Linked DNA regions of Homo sapiens: region 2 is linked to region 1. The links are chromatin contacts, found by Hi-C or POLR2A ChIA-PET in ENCODE. All regions are on one chromosome and are shown on one strand. Each heading gives the region's core, a stretch centred on a gene start or an enhancer-like site at or near the end of the contact. The rest is flanking DNA. Distances are from core to core; before and after follow the strand shown.

The links. A loop is a pair of places that touch in the nucleus more often than their neighbours do. ChIA-PET counts read pairs that join two places held with the same protein, here RNA polymerase II (POLR2A). Pooled maps may share reads with other maps.
Region 2: a loop to region 1 is called in a map of aorta, with 2.4 times the contacts of the local background. The contact joins two enhancer-like sites. A Hi-C loop is called at or near these places in 14 of 168 maps with a recorded cell type or tissue (B cell, Calu3, GM12878 and 11 more), 29 of 37 single-sample maps with no recorded cell type and 26 of 50 pooled maps. POLR2A ChIA-PET finds 5 or more read pairs at or near these places in 1 of 52 experiments (HEK293T).

The regions. Positions count from the first base shown.
Region 1 is chr2:165,690,186-165,693,282 of GRCh38, reverse strand. No RefSeq gene overlaps it. Among named protein-coding and RNA genes, the nearest start is that of GALNT3, 100 kb to the left of the region's middle. Within about 2 kb of position 1,487, at least 3 of the 41 ENCODE cell types and tissues checked have a DNase peak (open chromatin) inside an H3K27ac peak, as active enhancers do.
Region 2 is chr2:165,876,735-165,879,434 of GRCh38, reverse strand. All of the region lies in intron 27 of TTC21B (tetratricopeptide repeat domain 21B), which reads left to right. Among named protein-coding and RNA genes, the nearest start is that of TTC21B-AS1, 56 kb to the left of the region's middle. Within about 2 kb of position 1,439, at least 2 of the 41 ENCODE cell types and tissues checked have a DNase peak (open chromatin) inside an H3K27ac peak, as active enhancers do.

The DNA.
Region 1 (3,097 bases), core at 238-2,737:
AAGCAGCCAGCCTCAGTTATTGGCTACTCCAGGGCTGCTGTGATAGGTACATGGATTGGGTGGCAGTGGGAGCCACGAAGGCTCTTCTTGGGTCCATGAGCATGGCCTGCCACTTACCAAGACTGATAAAGCTCCTGCTGCTGCCAAATGTACAGTCTGCCAGCAACAGAGACTGATGCTGAGCCCTCCATATGGCACTATTCTTCTGGAGCCTAACCAGACACTTGTTGGCAGATTGATTACATTGGGCCCCTTCCATCTTAAAAGGGCCAGAGATTTTTTGTGTTTTTATTTGTTGTTTGTTTTAAATAAAAATAGACATATATTCCAAGTATAAGTTTGCCATTCTTACCTGCAGGGCCTTGGCAAACACCGTTATTCAAGGACTAACAGTATATTTGATCTGCTCACATGGGATCCCACATAACATCATATCAGAGCATGGGCACATGACCATGAGACCCACTGATCATATCATAGACTTCAAAGCTCCCGGCCTGACAGAGCGTTGACTGGCCTGTAGAAGGTGCAGTTGAAGTGCAAGTTTGGAGATGATGTTCCGCATGAATTCGTTACTATCCTCCAGGATCCAGTATATAGATTGAATAAAAAACCTTTACATAATAATATGTCCCCCATAGGAAGAACACATGGGTGCAAACTCTACTGGGTGGAAGCAGGAATGTCTCTACTTAACATGACCCACTGGAGAAAACTGTGCTTCCTATTCCACAACTCTATAGGGTTAAATGTCTTTGCAGTCTTAAAGGTCCTAGTCCCCAAAGAGGTCACATTTTTATCAGGGGACTAAAGAGTCCCATTGGACTTAAGCTATTGCTACATCCTAGGATTTTTAGGCAAGGAGAAAAAATACCTCACCATCTTGGTAGAGGTATTTGACCTTGATCCTCAGGAAGAGATGGGCCTACTGTTTCATAATAGGAGCAGGAAGTAATATTCACTTAGGTGCCTTTTGGCTCTGGGTCACACCACCAAGTAAGCCATTGAGGCTAGCAACTGTGTTTGATGAAGCTGAGAAGAATGTAGAATTAATAGTGAGAGAGGGAGATGGTCAGTTTTAGTTGTGGCTTTAGGACCAGCCAGAGTGGCAGGAACTGTAATTTATTTTACTAACCTTGCTCCTTTAAGTTTTCCCCCAGGGAGAGAGGCCCACCAGAATCCTGAAGGAGCTGTTCCCTGAAATTTAAGTGATGACATGAATCTGAGGACCTGAGGGATGGATGTAGAAGACACAGAGCTGTTTTACCTTCAAAAATTCCCTTTCAAGGAAGGACTTGTCCCAGGTCCTAAGAGCGCTGTCAGAAAAACATCCTCCAGCTCTCAGCTCTTTTCAGGCTTTCTCCTCACTGCAGGGTGCCAACTCATCTGAGAGCACTCCCTTTCTGGGGTGGAAGACATCCAGAGACTGACTGTGGCGTGGCTATAAAGGCCCAGCCATTTCAGCCCGCGAGGGGATGACTCAGAGGATCCCTTATCCTCTAGAGCACTCCAGTGGGGTCGGTCCGCATCACAGCCTGATTTCTGTCTTTTCCTAATCTGCTTCCTCCCGCTAGCTCCCACAAGAATTGATTCCTCATGGAAATCCTGCATGCTAAACTCCATCTCAGAATTGTGTGCTTACAGCAAACACAACCTGAAACACTAGCCTTTCTAAAGCTTCAGTCCTGTCTGTTATTTAGTTCCTTCTATATATATATATGTATATTCTCTTCTTAAAATTCTCATTCGCTCCAAATCTTACGTCTTTGTCTAAGCTCTAGACTTACATTTCCTTCCGTCCATTTGTTATTTTCACTGAGTATCCCAGCATCAATTCAAGCTGTCCAAAATGAACACATCTCTTCCTCCTTATAACATTCTAATTTATGTTGATGATATTTATCTTCTTATGTCCTTCCCCATATTCCACCTATGGTATTTTAGGCTCATAATTATTTTGTTACCTTTAATCTCTCACATCGTAATAGGCTTTCAAATAGCTGACTTTTTCTCTGCTGTAATTACCCACATCTTTCTACTTGCTTGTCTAGAGGGACTCTGCCTGTCTTTTCCCCCACACCCTCCTCATTGTAGCACATTCTTGCACAGTATCCTAAATCAGAGTAGGTTCTTAACTCTTATTTTTTCTAATGAATACTGACTGCAATAGCTACTGCAAAGATTTTTCCTCTGGCATTTCCATCCTCCCAAACTGTCTGTGCACTGTAGCCACACTGATATTCCATACTGCAAATCACTCTTATTTGATTGATTTTCCTTTTCTAAAATCTTCAGGATTTCCTGAAGGAAATATCCTTATTTCCCTAAGGATATGAGCCAGATTCCTTGGGTTGGTCTTCAAAGCTTTGCACTGTCTAAATGCACTCTCCTAACCTGATTTGTCATTTGTTCTTGATAGTAAATTATCTGTTCTTAACCAGGTCCTTCTGCCCCCCACCAGAAGAGTGATGTTGTTCTGATCAGCCTTTCCTCAAATTGTTCCATAATGTGGACTATGGGGGTAACCCTGCTAGCTGAAATTCTCCCTCTCTCTGAATCTGACACCTTTTCCACTGTTTCAGCCAATCATCTTTCCCTCATCTGAACTCCTATACAGGAGTGGACTTTGCATCACTCAATTTTTTACTTTGCATACATCAGTAAATGTATTTTAAGTCTCTACCATGTTTTAAACACTAAACTGAATGCTGAGAAGACAGAGTAATGAGAAGTGTTTTCTGTTCTCAGGAAGTACTGAGGCGGAGTAGATGCATAAATAAGCTAGTGCAGTGAGACTCGAAGGGGCTCTAATACATGTCTGCTTTGCATAAAACAACAGGCAAACGATTTTCAGGAGTATTGGAAGGGCAACATAAAGGAAAGAATATTTGTGTTTTCTCTTGATAAATAAATAGATGGTCACTAGAATTGTGCTGTCGGGATAGGTTTATGGGGTGTATATTCTTGGCAGAAGAGACAAGCTGAACAGAAGCAGGGAAAATGGACTAGCAGGTGAAATCTAAGGAACCGCTCTTGTGGGCAGCAGAAGACGTGGGAAGTAAAGGGAGAGCTTGTACCCAGATCTCAGGCGACCTTG
Region 2 (2,700 bases), core at 190-2,689, 190 kb before region 1:
TCTCATACTATACTAGACTTGTGCAAAGCACAAAAACTAATGATTTTTATAGTATTTTTTATTCTAAGGTGTGATATATCTTTCAGAATAAAGTCATCTGGTAAAATGAAAAGTCCTTAAATATCCTTAAAATATTAATTTTGACACTTTATTCCATAGAAGGAATGCACATAGAAGTTAAATTATTTATATATTCCATTCCTTGGAAGACCTCAGCAAATAAAGAGATTCCAAATGACTAGTTCTTTCATTGTGTCATCATTGTATTTTATAGATTATTTTATCAGTTCCTCTAGCTTTGCTTTGGTAATCATTTCTTTCTAAGGCTCTCCATTAATTCCTCAATTTCATCCTTAAGATTGTCATTGCATCTAACACCCTCAATGTGCCTGGCCAAATAAACAATGTATTTCACTTTTTCAGTTGTCAGAAAACCCTTAAAATCATGCTCATGGCCAGGCGCAGTGGCTCACACCTGTAATCCCAACACTTTGGGAGGCCGAGGTGGGCAAATCACCTGAGGTCAGGAGTTCGAAACTAGCCTGGCCAACATGGTGAAACTCCGTCTCTACTAAAAATACAAAAATTAGCCGGGCATGGTGGCGGGCGCCTGTAATCCCAGCAACTCAGGAGGCTGAGGCAGGAGAATTGCTTGAACCCGAGAGGTGGAGGTTGCAGTGAGCCGAGATCACACCACTGCACTGCAGCCTGGTTGACGGAGTGAGACTCTGTCTCAAAAAAAAAAAAAAAAAAATCGTGCTCATGCTCTTTCCATAGAATTCAGGGTTGAATATTGTCACTATAAGAGGCACCAGGATGAATGATGAATGGATAATTTGCTTGACTGCAGTAATCATTTATAAATAAATATATATACACACACACACATATATCTACACACCCACATCTACACACCGACATCATTTTGTATATCTTAAATATATACGAGGAAAAAAAGAAACACACTAGGAACAACTGAGATCCAATGAGAGAAGAAACTACTCATGTTTCACCCTTCATACCTATTCTCAGGTTATAGGACAGTCATTAGACTGTGTAGAATGTTTGCATTCTCTCGCTGTCTCTCCTGATTGCATATAGTTGAGTTCTAATAAGTTTGGCAGGTGTAGTGCAGCTGCAGTGCACATTTTCTTTCCCCTTCTTAGGTCTTTATTTCCTCTGAAATTTTTGTACCAGGTCATGTATCAAGTTTCTTCCAGTGTTAAAATTCTGTGATTATAATATAGTGAATGCTTACATTAAAAAATGCTAATATTTTGTGGTATTCTAAGGTTTTAAAAACCATTTCACAAGTATTTTATATGATTTTTAAAATTATACTAAGAGTTAGAGGGAGGAGTTGTTATTCCTGTTTTAGCGATGAGGAAACCTGAAAATGACAGCTCAAGCCACTTGCGTAAGATCCCAAAGCTAGTCAAGAAACCACAAACCAAAACTGAAATCTTGACTAGTTCCCATGTAAGTATGTTTGGCATGACATCTTAAAAATTGCTTTACTTTTTGAATGTCACAAACCCTTTTAGTTCATTTTAGAATTTGTTGGTAATGACATTAAGTTTACCTCTCTGAAACTTCTTATTTTTGTCTAAAATCTGAGATGTGAGATTCTGCCATAGGCCCTGCCCATGTGTGCCTGTGTGCATGTGTGTGTGTGTAGAGATATATATATACACACCTATATAGACATACATATATATACACACACATATATAAACATACACACATATATATATGCAGTCATGTGTCGCTTAACAATGGAAATCTTCTGAGATATGCATCATTAGACAATTTCATCATTGTGTGAACATCTTAGAGTATACTTACACAAACCTAGGTGGTAGATCCTACTACACACCTGGGCTATCTGGTATAGCCTATTGCTCCTAGGCTACATACCTGTACAGCATGTTACTGTCATGAATGCTATAAGCAATGTGTGTATGTAAACATAGAAAAGGTACAGCAAAAATACAGTATAAAAATCTTTGGGACCACCATCATGTATGTGGTCTGTTGTTAATGAAACATCATCATGCAGTGCCTGACTATATATAAAATAGTGTGAATTTTAGATCATTTCTATTTCTTTCTTTTTACTACCATCTGATAATGTTAGCCAGTAATTCTTTTCAAACATTTAAAATTTTAAACATTTGTTTTGGTACTTTTATTAGAGCTGAAGAGCACTATTTACACTTCTTATTTCATATTTTTAAGAGGTAGAGTGAGATATTTTTTATTACACATTATTTTACATTGCATTATATCTTGTTTACTGCGTGCACAGCTGCTGTTACTTTTCTTGTCTTCTTAGTTTTCTCATTTTTATAGCATGTTACAAGAGAACAACATCCATTAAGAGGAATGTGTTAAATATTCTTCTAATTGTTGATAGTAGAAGTGTGGCATTTCACTATCAGTAATTGTGATAATTCTTACCAGTCATTGATGACTAATCTGCCTTCCTCTGTGTCGCTCTCCTATGTGCTCTGTCTTCTCACCATACTCCAAGTTCATTAACTCCCTGTGTGTCCTACCACTGGCCTTAATCCATGCAGTTTCCTCTGTCTGAGAGTGTCCTTGATTCCCACCCTAGCCTAGTTTATGCCTCATTCTTCAGATTTCAGACATCTCTTGATACCCTTCAGGTTCTTTATGGTAACTCACTTGGCCTGGATC